Regions from separate parts of the Homo sapiens genome. Here region 1 is linked to region 2. Evidence: chromatin loops called from intact Hi-C (ENCODE). Cell type or tissue: IMR-90. All regions are shown on one strand.

Region 1 (8,000 bases), 100 kb before region 2:
GGGGGTTGGGGGTAGGGCATGGTATTATAGTTGACAGCCCAGTGAAGACTATATGGAGTTGAAGAGAAATGCTTCCCCAGAGAAGAGTTTTGAATATGTCCACCATCGTCCTTGTGTCAATTTTTCCAGTTTCTTGAAAAATTTAATATACAGGCCACAATTAGATCTCAGGTTTCTGATACAGAGAAAAGAGAAAGTGTAGGATATTGCACATAGGAAGATCCAATATTATAAACACTAGAACTGATCCATCACTTGACTGATGTTCGAATCTATGATTCTGAAATAGACCTCAATGTTAGCACAGTGCCCCAAGTCATTTTTGCTGTATCAACCAATTACCACATAAAGCCTGAGGCCTGCTATGTGGAGGGCCTTCTTGCAGTACTGTTCATTTCATTCAGAACCTGTAATCTCTGACATGAGCCCCCTTATCCACCTACCTATATCCTAAGATAGCTTACTGGCATTGGTACCACAGACCAGGAGGACATGTAAGCATACGGAGACTTAGTCTGTTAGTTCTTCATATTAATCCTATTTTATCTTCTGGTACAACCAATTTAATCTTTTTAAGGGAGAGCTGCTAATATTTTGGGGTTATTCTTACCAGTATTTAATTTCTGTCTTGATCATACTTTCATTTGGTATCTATCTTTTTAACAAGTAACAGTAGATTGTAATAATCTGTTTTATAGAAATTCTTTGGGATTAGCAAGGTCCTTGCATTTGTCATCTCATTTGTTCCTAAGCTTCAGGCAAAGGAATCCCTAAAATCTCATTGATAAACATGTTTTATTTTGAAATTGCAGTGAAAAATAAATATCCAGAACCTAGATTGTTATGCATAAATTATGTTTATATCTAATTAAATTCTTACAATGCTCTTGTTTTTGTTCTTTTCCGCAGTTCTGATTTTCTGTTTTTCATTTCTGAAATAACTTTGTTGCTTATGATTTTCTTGTAGTCTGCCTTAAATCCCTAGTGGAAAGAGATAGGGGTATTAATTCGTCCATAAATTAGTCAAGCAAACTAAAATCACTATACCAGCTACTGTTCTTCCTCTTATATCCTCAGAGAAGGTAGAAAATATACGGTTAATGTTCTTTCAGTGCTTTATGTAGAGCAAACTTATTTAATACAGTAGTTCCCCCCTTATTTGCAGTTTTGCTTTCCACAGGTTCAGTTACTTACAGTCAATCATGGCCAAAAAATATTAAATGGAAAATTCCAGAAATAAACAATTCTTAAGTTTTAAGTTGTGCATCATTCTAAGTAGTATGATGAACTCTTACGCTATCCTACTCTGTCCCTCATGGAACATTAATCATCCCTTTGTCCAGCATATTCACTCCATATATGCCAACCTCCCATTAGTCACTTAATAGCTGTCTCAGTTATTGTATCAGCTGTGGCAGTATCATAGTGTTTGTGTTCACATAATCCTTATTTTACTTAATAATGACCCCAAAGGGCAAGAGTAGTGATGATGGCATATTGTGATAATTGTTCTATCTTATTATTACTTACTGTTGTTCATCTCTTACTCTGCCTGATTTATAAATTAAACTTTATCATAGGTATGTATGCATAAAACAAAACACTGTATATGTAGGGTTTGGTACTATCCATGATTTCAGGCATCCACTGGGGGATAAGGGAGGATTACTGTATCACCTAGTGACTATATTTCAAAATTAGCTTGCTCTCACAAAAACAGTTTCATCATTTGATATATTGATAGAAAAGTCAATTTATCATAAAATATTTTATTTCATTAATTACAAGACATAATTTTAACTAGCTAAAGTTTGAATACATCTTGCAATAAGTGATAAGAAAGCATCATGCCATAGCTTAATTGGCAATGTTTTTCTTTTGAAATGATATAAAAAGCAATGATGAATCTTATAATCAATGGTGTCTTGGATGTGATGACACGTGATACTATAATTGACTGTTACAGGACTTTGTTTCCCCCAAAGAGTTCATTTAAGTCAAGTATCTGTTGGCGGACGTCTTTTGAGAAGACTAGGCTTGGTTTAAAGATTCCCTTTTGTAAAATGAAGTTTCTTTTGGTAATGTTAATTGCTCCCTACTGTGTCTATTTTGCATCATCAGATTTTTGTTAATATATTTCTTAACTCGGAGCACCCTTAGGTTAACAACTCCATTCACCGATCATTTTTACTCTTCTTTTTGCATGAAAAAAAAAAGTGTCAGTGTCATTTAGAAATTAGTAATTTATTTTTAAGATTTAGAAGAAATCTTATGTTTCATTCAAAGCAAAAACAGTCTGATATTAAGAACCTGCAATTCTTATACGTGAAGCTATTTACATTAATCTCAATAATTCAGTTATGACTCTTGCTCTAAATCTCTGTGGTATGTTTCTACTCTGATTTAGTGCCTTGTTTAAAGATTAATGTTACAGAGTAATTTACAGCAGCTTCACAGATGGTATTTGAATCTTTGTAAATGGGCTTTGGAATCCTAGGCACAACTCCATGGAATCTTAGGTTAACATCAATGTAAATGTTGAACTTAAAACAGCTCTAAAAGGTCGTGATAGAAATTTCATTATCCCTTTTTAAAAACCATAAATTTTGACGGGATTTCATGGGCCAAGTATTTTTACTTCACTAGCATCGATAAGGTATAACTAGCTCCTTGTATATGACATCACCAGCCACTGTTTGTTGAAAATAAATATTAAAAAATAAAACAAATTACCTTGTTTTAAACCATTCTAAAGTTCTAGTTACAGAAGTTACTGTTCTTATTTTTACAGCTTCCTTTATGAAATGCTTTATAGAATCCACAAACACACATTGCTTTTAGTGTCTTAGCTTTGATGTCTATAAAAGACCCATTCAAAACTGGAGGTAGGTGCTCCTCATGTGCACAACAGAATTTGGCTGAAGTTATTTGAAGCTATTAGAGATAACCTTTCTCTACATGTCTTTTGGGAGAAAAACTGGTGCCAACAATACCAGTTAAGCTGTAATTAGTGTAACTAACAACTAATATGAAAGAGCAGACTAGAGGTCAGTCTTAAGAATTTAAAGGTATTAACAGGTTAAGGTTGTAGGGCATCCTATCCCCCAGCTTAATCTGTTGCCTTAGCTGGTGAGATTTGTTGAAGTCATCAGTGCCCTCTAACCTTGAGGTGTTGCTCTCTCATAATTTGTTGGTCACATGCCAAGTTCCTCCTTCCTGTCTACTGAGATGACTTTGGGAATGGCAAATTCATTTGAAAGCTCTTGTCACAAATGACTACAGATTTTTAACCTCTAAATGTAAATGAAAGATTATGGTTTAATTTGCTTTAATATTCTTGTCCTACCAGCCTTAGACTACATTGAAATTGTCATTTTACTGCATTATAGAATATGATTTGTTGAGAACATTTAACATGTATTGTAAGAGGAACGCTTAAAATCTAACTATTAAATCAGATGTTGTGTAACTGATTGTTATACATGCTGAATATTCCAGTTTTTATGGGCTACTTCTTCAAATTTAATTGCCCACCGGTGGCTTTTGTTTATGTTTACAGTCAATTCTAATGCAGTTAAAGGATAAGAATGTAACAGAGGAATAACCTCTCGCTTCCATGAGGTGTAGTTAACCCCTTTCTTCTAGTATCTGGCTTTGGCTTCCTTCTCTTATGTGATACCAACACATAAACAAGAGGAATGCCCCAGAACTTTAATCACTCTTTTTCTTTTCCCATTAAAGTAATATATGTAATGTTGTTCCTGTAGTTAGTTTCTACCTAGAAAAGCTAGAAAGCTTTTTTTCTTTTAAAGCAACAGGCAGCAAGATAGCACTATTGAGAAAAAGTCAAAAGGAAACTTTTTCCCTTTCAGCTTTTTATTTTGCAGTCTTAATCTCAGGCTGTCATTATTATGATATACGTTATAGATTTTTTTAAAGTACACATTATTTACTGTGCATAAAGTAAGTTGGAGTAGGTCCCATAACTAAACAAAGTTTTAAGATGAGAAGGATCAAACCACACAACCCCAAAGAAAAGAATATTTTAAATTCAGATTATCTAGGTCACTGAACACACATTAAGGACACATTTAAATACTTTAAGAGCACAGACTTTAAATCCATAGTTCTTATTTAAGTACCCAAAGAAATAATAAAGATGTATTCTTCCCATGAATCCTCCGCCTTCATGTTTTATACACACACCACTGGTGGCTCATAGGTAAACTGTTTTTTATTTTAATAGTTATTTGTTTATTCTAATATGTATTAGAATAACACAAAACCCATGTAGTGGATGTTATTGTTTGGGACTAGGCAAATAGAGAAAGTGAGTTGAGGTGAAGGAAATGCTAGGTATTTTAGTAGTGCTGGTAGTTTCTGCATATAGCAAAATACATAAAAGTGTTACACAAATTAATAGGGAAACAATGCTCTATTGAAACATGAAATTCCTATAATTTTTCTTCTATCCAAGAAGTCATAAGATGCTCTTATCCCTTCATTTCTCCATATTATCTATTTATTGTGGTTTATTTAATTCATGTGTATACTTGGCAGTTTGATCTCTTGTTTCCAGAACAGGCCATCTTCTTTGGACTTTGGTCTTGGATTAGATGATGTCTAAGGCTCCTTCCTGTGAATTTTTAACTTCCTGCAGCAAGATTACTAGTCCTCAGCTAATAAGTTCCTCAACGTTGGGAAACACAGCTATATAATTTGATCTCAGCAATACCTAGCATGATAACAAACCCAAATAATTATTCATGTGTATCCTTATTGATTGATTCACATGTTCTAATAACACATGTTCCTACATGTGCATGTACTTGCCTCAAACTAACAAATATGGTAATTAGTGCATCAATAATTTAAAAACTTTTTTAAAAAAAGAGCAGACTAATGCTACACTTAAAGTTCACACAGACACCAATCTTTTTTCATGCTAGGATTTCCTGAGCAATGACACCAAGCACAGTATTAGAAAGCCTTATTTTTTTGCCCCTTCCATACTATCTTACGATTAACTATGAGAGTAAGACATCAAAGCTGAACTGACTTCAAAGCCTGTAACACTTATGGTTTCCAGCTATTACTGTAACCAGCCGCTTCACCCTGACAGCAATTCATCTTACAGAGCTGCCTCGCTAGGTTCCACCCCTCTGCTTCCTGCCTTCCCCCTTTACAAACCTATCAAATTAAAAACTACCCTTTCAATGAAACTTAAACCAGTTGAGAGAATTAGCCTGTTTCCTTAATCTTAAGATTATACTATTAAAGTAAACTATATTATTCATTTATTCAGTTTTTTCAAAATTGTGCCTTTCACAACAAGGCTTTGGGGTATGTTGACATTAAATATAATGTTTTTCATCCATTTTATTTCAGAAGCAGAATATACACATGAAGGTGGGTATACACCTACCAGTTTAGTTAGGCATCACACAATGAAAAAGAAAACAGTGAGTCTGGCACTTATTTGACTTTTAACAAAGTAAAAAGTAGGAAAACCAAAACACAGATTGCTCATCATAAATGCCTGAAATATAATTACTTTTTAAGCAAGAGAAATAAAGTCTCATGGGTATATAGTTTTCTCACTCTGTTAAAGTTAATATATTAGCATTCGAGCTTGTCTTAGACTTTTAACCAACTCACTACCTTATCACAAGTTACTAACATCTTATGCAGACCAGTTTCTTGGAAAACTATAGAGCTAGTATCAGTTGAAGATTTTCATTTTTTCTCTTAATGGTCCAGTTGAAATTTTTATATTATTGAATTATTTGGCACAGTTGGTGGTAAATGTTCAGTACCACTGGGGGAAAGCATCTCTTGAGACTGAATAAATAGCATCCAGATCTTAAAGATATGACACCGAAAGAACTCAGAGAAGATTTAATGATTTAGCTGATCTTAACCCTGAACTATAGATTAGGTTCTAAATAGACATTATGACAAAGGCTTTGATTGTGGATTATGGAAACTAAAGAGGCCCAATATAATGATTGAATTGTTTTAAGAAATGGAATGGGCTGCATTGTAAACTGGCAAGCTTTCCGTCTTTTGAAGCAGTCAAATGAAGGCTTAATAACCACTTTTCAAGAATTTGATAGAGGGAATTTTTACATTGGATAGATTAGAATAAAGCGTCTTTAATATCTACTTCAATTCTAGGGTTCTATGTTTCTAAAATTAAAGGATATGAGGAAACAGAATTGAAGATTAAGCGATAGCTGTTGACTGCAGTCCAGTAATTAGATGGGTTTTACAAAGAATTCATAAACGGGTATCCTGACAGGATTTGAAAAGGAAACGGCATGACGGCCTGAGCAGATAAGGGAAAACAGCAAAAATGATGCACATCTCTTTTGGTGCTGAAGACTGGAAGAGGAGGAACCTACTCCAAAGTGCTTAGAAAAGTAAGCATAAGGAAAATGAGAAAAGAAGCTCAACAAATTTTCGGAGTGCTGAAATAGAAACCAAAGGATTTTCTATCTGTATTACTTAAAGGAAGGGAACCAAACAGATAGGAAACATGAGATGCTAAAATTTTAGGTTTTGGAGATAGATAGTAGATGGATATTTGGAAATGTTCATTTTGACTTAATAAGCAGTTTCTGCAAGGAAATAATGTGATCACAGCAGCTTGTAAGCATAAGAGCCTAGCACACATGTTTTAACAGGCAGATAAGAAAGGGAGAATCAGAGAATCATCACCTTGAGATGTGGTGAAAAAGTGCATGGAAGATATAATAGTAAAAATAGAAGGAATATGCTGGCTGGAAGTGGTAGAAATGTTATCTGTGGCAAATTTAATTGATTGTTCTCCCCAGTTCTGTTTTGAGGAGCATAATAATTGCAGAGGACTAAAAAAGCACATGGTGAGTGCAAAAAGATGAGAATGACTAACCTATATGTGGCTTCGGGCCAGTTGAACGTCTCTGGATCTGTAATCTTTTAAATATTAGATGGTTAGGTAGATGATTTCTATACTTTCCAGCTCTAAGATTCTTTTCTAATGCTTTAATTCAGACAGAATTAAATAAGCACCCTATAGCCTAGGAGCTCAAACAGATCAAATGTTTCAGCTTGTAACAGCTGGTTTATTTTGGCCTACAGACAACAGCCATGGTAGAAAACTCAGGATAATTTTATGAAGGTTTTGACATTTTAAGGAATATAAAAGTTATGGAGAAATCTCCTGTGTGGGCAGGCAAGAAGTGAGGATATCCAGTGATGCTGCAAAAATGAAGGAGTGCTAGAAAAAGTTAAGATGAGCTCCACCCATTGAGTTTAAAGAAATGATAGGATGTCTACAGAAGACATCCAAGAGAGAGCTGTCAGTGTTGCCTAAAGAATGGAAATCAGGCATCTGCATCAGGAGTGAATCAGTAGGTTTGATTTATTGGCAGTAAAGTGATAGGGAAATCTCATTAATAGATGGTTTCCAGTGAAATAGAAAGAGGTACTACCAAAGAACCTTTAGAGAGATGAGAAAAAAGCTAGGAAACATTAAATAAATAAAGGTAGAAAAATAATCTGAATCACTCTTTAGCCAAAAATCAGTAACATGTTAAGGTATGACTTCTCATTAGGAAGCCACTCCTTAGAAGTAAAATGGACAGACGTTGTTGTTGTTGTTGTTGTTACAATTAGACATTTTTCAGAAGTGATAAGTCTTTCATTTCCTGGGAACAAATTATATATTAGGGCCTTACAAGTAACTGGGGATTATGTATGACTGTTAATGTAGTTGCAGACATTAAAGAGTCTACTTTAACATACATTACATTATGATTTGTATGCCTTGATATATTTTTTCTCCACGTTCTGTTATTCTGAGTTTTGGATACAAAAAACTTCCTATCACTATTCTGAGCCATACTTTTTTTTTTGCTGAGACGGAGTCTCGCTCCATTGCCCAGGCTGGAGCAGTGGCACAATCTCGGCTCACTGCAAACTCTGCCTCCCGGGTTCACGCCATTCTCCTGCCTCAG
Region 2 (8,000 bases):
AAAAGTAGAGACTTCTGATAAGGGTAAAGTGGTGGTAGTGAAAAGACTAGACCTTAACCATAAAACCATGTTTTTCCCCTTCAAATGACAAGGTTAGTGCTAAATAAACTAGTTTCCCTGTGATTTCTACATCATTGCATTTTATTAATAAATGGCTGCTTTTTTGATTGACCTAAACTTCTACCTTTTATATCCTTTTATGAACAAATAATGTAATGGTCTAGTGTTTCTGTACTGATGTAATAAAAAGCATCCCACTTAATGTCCCCTAAAGTGATGTATTTTTTAAGTACTAGAAACCTGCTCTCAAAAGTTTCCATTCACTGAACATTGTCATGGATAGAGTTTCATATTCATCTGTAAATATTTTCACTGAACTTTGGACCTAAATTTTTGAAAATGGTCTCCAAACATATTCTTGAAATGTATATATGCAGTCCAAGTTAGACATGTAATTATTCAACTTCTGAATGGTATTCTAAAAATCATTTAAAATCTACTTCCAAAAATTTAGAAAAGACATTTTTATATTACATATTCATGTTATCATTCCTTAGTTTAGGGAGAATTCTCTCCCTTCCACCCCATTCTCTGTAATTCAGTTGCTAACCTACCTTATTACCTTTACTCCTAGCAATTTCCCTTCGTCTGACAGAAGCACACATTCTCATTATTTATACTCTTAAATTACAAGAGTAAATGTTGAGAGCCAGTACAAGTATTCAGTTATCTCAGGGACTCTGGTCTTTTCAGTCCAGGACTAATCAAGCAGAGAGTCATCAAAAGCTAAAACTAAAAAGCTTTTGTAGTGATTTTATCACCAGGGAAATCTGTTCATCCTTCAGAAGGATTGTTACCCGTAAAGAAGAAATAAAGGAGTTAAAATTGCTTCAGACCGTTGACTCCTTAGGTCCCTCTAGATTCATAGATTGAATTGGTTTCAAGGGGTGGGAGGAATTATGAGGGGAATTCCCTGAGAAAGCTTACAAATTGATCATAGCCTTAGTAACACTAGTAGGTGTAAGTGTGATCACTATGGAGGAAATGCCAAATGTGGCTGTAAGCTTGGGAAATGGTTACGAAAAGAGACAATTAACACCTTTTTTTTTTTTTTTGGCTTATTGTATTTGGGGGTGGGTGTTGCCACGTAGTATGCATCTGAGAATGGTCTTTCAAAATGAATTACAATTGATTTTAAAATGTCCTACCATTATAAGTGCAACTGTGTAGTTATTACTGAAGTGAAACTAGGGTTGCAAACACTATAGAATAGAGACACACATTTGATAACCCTATCCAGAAACTGGTCCTCCTAGATCTACCCGCAAATATCATTTAAAGCAGGTATGTCTGAGCATATGTAGAACTGCTCAGTTAGGTTTGGAAAATATAAATGCCTCCAAATTCAAAAGAATCCTTTAAGATTGTCATTTGAATAAATCAGTAAAAATATAATAATATCTAGATGTTATGTATTATAACACCTATTGATGCAAGCAGGCATATATATATAATTTTCCCCCAAGAATTCTATGAAGAATTGTCAAAATCCACCTAGCACTTTAGGATTTAACAAGATAAACCTACACTCATCCCTCCTTCCTATTGAGTAACAATGAATTTTGCCCAAAATGAGTAAGCAAATAAAATGACCTCATTTTTAGTCTGAGTTGGGGGATATGACTTTAATACTGGGTCTTAGTTTCAAATTCAAGTTCATGAGGCCAGTCTGCAGAGGAAAGGAGGATAGAGAGAATCCTTGGGAGGGCACTGATAAAGAGAGAGGGGTTCTCTAGTAGGGCCAGCTCCCACAGCTAAGTCAGGCACAGACTGTAGCTTTCTGCTCTCTGGCCGACAGCAGCCATAGCATCCTTATTGTTGTAACTCCTAGATTGTGATACTGTCACAAAACTGTTGCTAGGCAACAAATGTGGTTACCAGGTCTCAGCGAATAGCTGAAGGGGAAAGCAAAGTGTTGCACCATTGTAGAGTAACCATAGCAATGACCTACTATTACAGACTAAAGAATTATCATTAACAATGTTAAAGTATCAGACTGAGGCCCTGAATCCGGAGACTTCCAAGCGGTATCTCTCTGCATAATTGAGTGATCTAGGAAGAGATTTCAACTGTTTAAAAGCTATTCACTCATTATTTCTGTGGAAGTCTGTAATTATTTTAATTTTTAATTTTAAAAAGTGCTCATTTATGAAGCCACTGGTAAAATGCTACATAAGCCATCACAGGGAGTCAAAAATAGCTAAATGTATTTCCTCATCTGTTCTTATGCTTGCATCCGTGTTATCCGCTGCCTGTGTTAAACTGAAGGTCGATTTGATTTGAAAACATGCTGTACATTAGTATTACATCGAAACCACAGAGAGAAGCCGTAGTAAAATAAAGTAACCCCATAAATTGACAACTAACCTGCATTTTCTAAGTTGAATTCCTCCTGATAAAATGGGAGGCCTAGATGCTCTTTTAGTAGTCACGGCTTTGAAACCTTTTTTTTAGCTGTTCTAAATTTGCCCCTTAAAATCTGTAAAAATGTCGCCCGCCAGGACACTTCAAGGCGTAATCCCTTTTGAATGCGGTCCTTCATTAAGCGTCCCGTATGATTTGGTCTCAGTGACCTAGCTGAGGTAATTGTGTCTAACAGCACAGCTTCCGGGAGACGCAAGAAAAATCATTCCCCCTTCCCCTCCACACCACCCCCTTGGGAAGCAAGGAAACAGGCGCTGTGCGATCCCGCACGCAGGGGAAACCAATCCCCGCGCGCGCCGAGTCTCGGGAGTGGGTGGTTTCCCGGAGGGAGAGGGAGTGGCCCTTCCCGCCCAGCGCTTCCATTGGCCCGGAGAGGCGGAGGCCTCGGGCGGCCAGCCGCGCCTCGGACGACCCCGGGACAGATCCGGGCCGCGTCCCCGCGTTGGGAGAGGGATGGGGACTGAGGCCGGAGACGCCTAGACGCCGCGGATAGCGAAGTCTGAGTTCCTCTGAGCCAGGGGGCAAGTGACCCCGCAGCCCTAGTTGTGCCCTGGGAGTCGGCTGGCCCGCGCCCGCGAGGGGGCGGGGGTCCTGGCTGAGGGGCGGGGCGCGGGCGGCTGAGGCGGGGCGCAGGCGGGAGGGGCGGGGAGGGGCGGGACCGGGTGGTCGGGAGCCGGGGCTCGGCCTGGCCCTCGCCGCCCTCACCGCGCCTGGCCCCGCGTGGCCACCTGGTAACCGAATGTGTTGTTCTTTGCAGGCACCGACCGTCACGAGCTAACTTCCTGGAAGAGCTTTCCGTCTATTTTCAAATTCTTTACCGAAGCCTCAGAGGCCAAGACCAGCTCCCTGAAGCCGGCTGTGACGCGCCGCTCCCACCGCATCAAGCACGAAGAGCTGTAAGAGGAGCGAGCGCGACGGGGGAGGCCGCCCTGGCGCACCCACCCGCACGCCTCCTCACTGCTTGTGTCGAGCGGACTCCCAGCCCCTCATTAGATTGTTTTCTTCCCAGAGCCCAGGGTCGTGATATATACATCTAAATAGCGTTTTGCATTATTTCTAGATGAGTGCAACTGTCAAAGCAATATGGGTTCACTGGTCGTGCTTCCTGCGGGCTGAGCGCGGGCTGAGCGCTGCCAGTCAGCGCTCACATTAAGGCTGACAGCGCCCTGCCTGGCTCGGCCGGCGAAGCTCTAATTGCCCTGAAGGAGACCGCGCGGGCGCTGCGGGTCCGGCGGCGTCGGCGCGGTCCTAGCGCCCGCCGTAGCGGAGCCGCTGCTGCTTCCCCCTCCTTAATCATGTCCATCTTTCCCCGCTCTCAACTGGAGCAAACTTCTATTCCAGACTTCAGATTTCCATTTTCACTAGGTTTTTCCCTGAGGGCATCTTATTACCCACCTCTTTTTTTTTTTTTTTAAGGAAGTTCCACACACACTCCAAAGCCGATTTCAAATTCAGAACCTGAATGCCATGATGTACCATGTAGTTTGGGGAATGCAAATTGTTCTCTCCCTGTTTTCATTTCGGGACCAGAAAAAAAAACAACTCTGCATAAAAATCTATAAAGTACTGAATCCGCATTACTGCTGAAAATCCTTTTGCCAGCTAATTGTGAGAGTTTACACAAGTCTCTGATTTCAGAAGAGACTGTTAAAACCAAAACAATGATGGGCAGCTCTTTTAAGTGTAGGTGTGAAGGTCCCATTTTCAATGGAATTTCCAACTGTTATCACTGGGATTGACTTTACTTTTTAAACACATAATGTGTACTGTGTGGCATTGTAATTTAGATATAACACACTTAAGTTTTGCTTTTTAAATCTCTCTGTGGAGAAAGGTTGTTGTTAATCCTTTCCAGAATGATCTATTCTGAGCTTTCCTGGAGTTAGGCCCTTCTAGGGAGAGAATTTTTTTATTGTCATCAGGAAACGAAACCTTTGTGCTCTGCAGCCTTTTTCTTCTGAAAGGCTAAGTGGGGCTAAAATTATCCTTTTAGTTTTCTGCTTTAACAAGAAGAGAAGGACTTGGTGTGAAAGAATTTCTTCTCTCAGTCCAATGGTATAATTTTTAGCACTCCGCTTCCTCTGTAGGGTTTAGCCCTACAGTTTGAACAATTATTTTAATCCAGCTAAGATGTGGCCAACACTGTGAAATACAGGAGATGTTAAGGTTTTGCTGACTTTTAGATTAAAATCTTAAAATTTCACATTATATTTTAATTACTTGAAAAGTTTAATTACCTAGTAAAGATTGTTTCTAATAGATGAGAACATAAATTTAATAGTTTTCATCCTTTTTTAAAGTGTGTGCAACAATTAATATGCCTGCCTTATTTGAGGACATGATAAAATGTACCCAAAATGACTTCGAACTGTCTAATGCCTCAGAAAAGTAACTTAAAATCAACCACTTCGTGCTTAAATGTTTTTATATTATGAACCGATTTCAACAAGTTTTAAAGCTGTTAATATCTCATTGCTGTGTTTGACATACAAGTACATTCATTGGTTCTATAGTCTTAATGATGACAAATTAAAGATGTTTTTTCAGTGCTCAGGTATGCATATATTTTCGTGTTACTTAAGCAAAATCAACTATATAGGAGGAAAAATCAAAATGGCATTTTATTCAGCTACCAGATGGCTTAAAATGAGTAAACCCCAACAACATCAAGCACATTTGTCTGTGATATTGACCCTTTTTATCCAATCATTACTATTTTAGAAGTAGTGGTGAACTGTGTAAAATAATGGTATCTTCAGCAGTGTTCCGGAATCTTAGTTGAGGGACAAACATTCCTTCCAGTGAGAGATTCAAGAATTGATGTGAATTGAATATATTTTTCAAGGTATTATAAATTGTGTTGTGTTTTCAGTATAAGAAAATGTTGACAGGAAACAATTTTATAGCATTTATAAAAAACCAACACTTGTGCAATGCTAAATTGGCGAAGCTTCTGCACCTGAATTAGAGCACAATAAATATGCTGTTTATAAACCAAATCACTGCTATTCCTTCTCTGAAATCATCTCTCCTCTTTTTAAACCTTTACTTATAGCTAGAATAAATCACTATTTAATTGCCTCTAATACTTTAAAACTACTGGATGGTTAGGCCTGGTTTAACTATTTATGGAGAGCTATTTGCAAACTTAAGTTGTGTAAATGTAATTTCTACTTGTGAATCTGAGCTGTAGCAGCCCAGAGGGAGCTAGGCAAACTATTCCAGACCACCAACTGATAAGTGATCAGATTCTTTGTAATGTAGGATTTTTTAACCTGTTGATTATGGGTTTGTTGATATAAATGTAATAATGTTCACCTCGATTTTCCTGGAGTAACAACCAGCGTTGGTAGTAGCCCACCTGCATGAGGACGGCCAGTGTTAACAATATTTTTGTTCTGATCTTCTTCCCCATTTTTGTTTCCTCAAACAGGTTTTTAGGAGAGTGGAGATTTAAAGTCAGGATGTGGCCTTTTTATTTTAATTATATACTTAATTCTTAGAACAAGTAGAATGGGAAAGGAGTGACTGATAAATCTAAGATTCAAAATAGTCCCGTCGAAACTTAAAGGCCAGATTATTGCTTTGGAGCTTTCTATAGGTACTAGCCATCCCGTCGTTAAATGTTTTCATGGATATTTGAAAAGAAGACCATGTACCTTTAATAACTGTTCTTTTCTCGAGTTTCTGCCTCGTGCTTTGACCTGGATTGCATTATTATTGTTTATGCGAAGTAAAAAAAAAAAAGGAAAGCACAAGCTTTTCCTGTATATTATATTTCCATTTCCATTTTAAAATAAAAACAATTTTCCCAACAACAGCGGTGTTATTATTCTTGCTCAGAAGAATTCTTGCTTATTCACCAATTGCATAGAGATTTTTTAAAGCAAAAACATAAAAGGAAGGATGAGACAGCATCCGTCAATATTTTAAACCTTCTGGCTACTTTTTATTTCTGTTAGTATTGCTGTAAGGTAATATCCTAACTTTAGTTGAGTCACTATTTGGCTTGCACCTTTTACAAAGCTAACATTTCTAAGACAGTTGTTTTTAATATCTAAAATATCTCCTTAGCAAGGAAATCTGAACAACCTATCAATTAAATTGTTGTTTTATAAAATACACTTGAATATGCCATAAATAAATGTGTTTTCCAAGAGGAGTCTGGTGAGTTTAAGTTGCCTCCAAGTACATGTATATAGGTTCTTGATGTACTGTGTTCGATCTGAAAATAACTTACATTTCTTTTACAGCTTTCTTAAAACCTTTAGCCCCTTTTAGAGATATGCTAACTGTATTATCCGTGCTAATAAGTTAGATTTTGTTTGTTTCTCTGGATTATCTGCGGTTCAATCCAAACACGTGTGTCTCTTGTTATAATCATATTTTTTACTGTAAACTGACAGGTTCCTGTTGGTGTCTGTAATCCTAATTCATTTAAGAAAGAGTACTACTACAGAAAGTGTAAAAATTTCTCAAAAACTTTCCACATGCCTCTGTGGAGAAAAAAAAATGTCTTTAAATGTGAGACACTCTCATCTTTGAAATATGGGTGGCAAAAAGGGGGATGATGGTGGTGGTTATTTTATTATTACTTATTAGTGGCCATAATAATATAAAATAAAAGACTCCAGGAGGTACTCCCTTTCAAAAATTGAATACTTTCCTTCCTTCCTTATATAGAATGACTGAGTGGGAGTCTCTTGAATTGTTCGTCTTCCTTTTATCTAATATTCTATTAATCTCCAAAAAGATCAGTTTGAGTCTGGGAAAGGGTTTTTAATCAACACTTCACAGAGCTTAAAGCTACCCTACCTAAAGCGTCAGCTTTGTTAGGCGGTTTTAGATTTAAAGCATTGCAACTGTCATGCACTGTACTAAAAGTAAAGAATGTACACCAAGTGGAAGATGTTGAAAAGAGGGGAATAGCACAAAGTCGATTAACGGAGATTCGAGAATAGAAGTAGCCATCAAAGCATTCCAGCATTTATCTCAAAATCTATGTAAGGTTTTTTTAAAAAAGCAACAATGATAGTTTTAAACCACACACTTAAGAGGGATGAATGTTGATTTAATTGATTCATTTGGATCGATGTTTTTAAAGTTTCACACTACTGATCTTTCATGTAGTGATGTCTTTAGCAGTCAGTGGTCTGACATGAGCCTTCTCAGATTTCATCAGTGGGACTCTCCATGACGTCTAAAATTATGCAACAGCCTATGCAATGGTAACTTTAGAATTGGGAGACCTTGATGCCAAAGAGCGTGATTAGATTGAAGAACTCTTGTTAATTCCCAGCACAAAGGTTTTAGAGAAGTAATAACTGTAAAATGAACCACAAAGGTTAAAATCACCAAATATTAAATAGTTGGCTTTAATTGCTAGATGGGAGAAAGTCATCCTGAAAGTTTGACCATGAAGTGGATACCACACAGTGACCACTATTTTCCCCTGGAATATAAAAAGCTTGAAAGTGGAAATTTGACTTAGTCCATGAGGCCTTCTAAGCAACTTT

Evidence for each region. A loop is a pair of places that touch in the nucleus more often than their neighbours do. Peaks named below come from ENCODE experiments on the same cell type or tissue, not always from the same donor. Only the 100,000 strongest peaks of a DNase experiment are listed, where the experiment ranks them.
Region 1: a loop joins it to region 2, with 2.0 times the contacts of the local background. A loop is called at or near these places in 7 of 110 quality-filtered maps.

What each region holds. Positions count from the first base shown.
Region 1 is chr5:93,718,338-93,726,337 of GRCh38, reverse strand. All of the region lies in intron 10 of ARB2A (ARB2 cotranscriptional regulator A), which reads left to right. Among named protein-coding and RNA genes, the nearest start is that of POU5F2, 19 kb to the left of the region's middle. In IMR-90, no CTCF peak of the experiment used is centred here; no DNase peak of the experiment used is centred here.
Region 2 is chr5:93,616,371-93,624,370 of GRCh38, reverse strand. ARB2A (ARB2 cotranscriptional regulator A) reads left to right here. Exons shown (of 11, transcript NM_032042.6): 11 at 3,242-6,646. The coding sequence ends at 3,384. It overlaps MIR2277 (microRNA 2277), which reads left to right and starts at 3,583; the gene lies at 3,583-3,675. It overlaps LOC124901028 (a long non-coding RNA gene), which reads right to left and starts at 2,689. Exons shown (of 3, transcript XR_007058874.1): 1 at 2,428-2,689. RefSeq lists a silencer at 3,025-3,074 and an enhancer at 5,429-6,237. In IMR-90, a CTCF peak has its summit at 3,654; DNase peaks (open chromatin) are centred at 1,940, 2,750, 3,300 and 3,700; H3K4me3 peaks cover 1,684 bases; H3K27ac peaks cover 859 bases.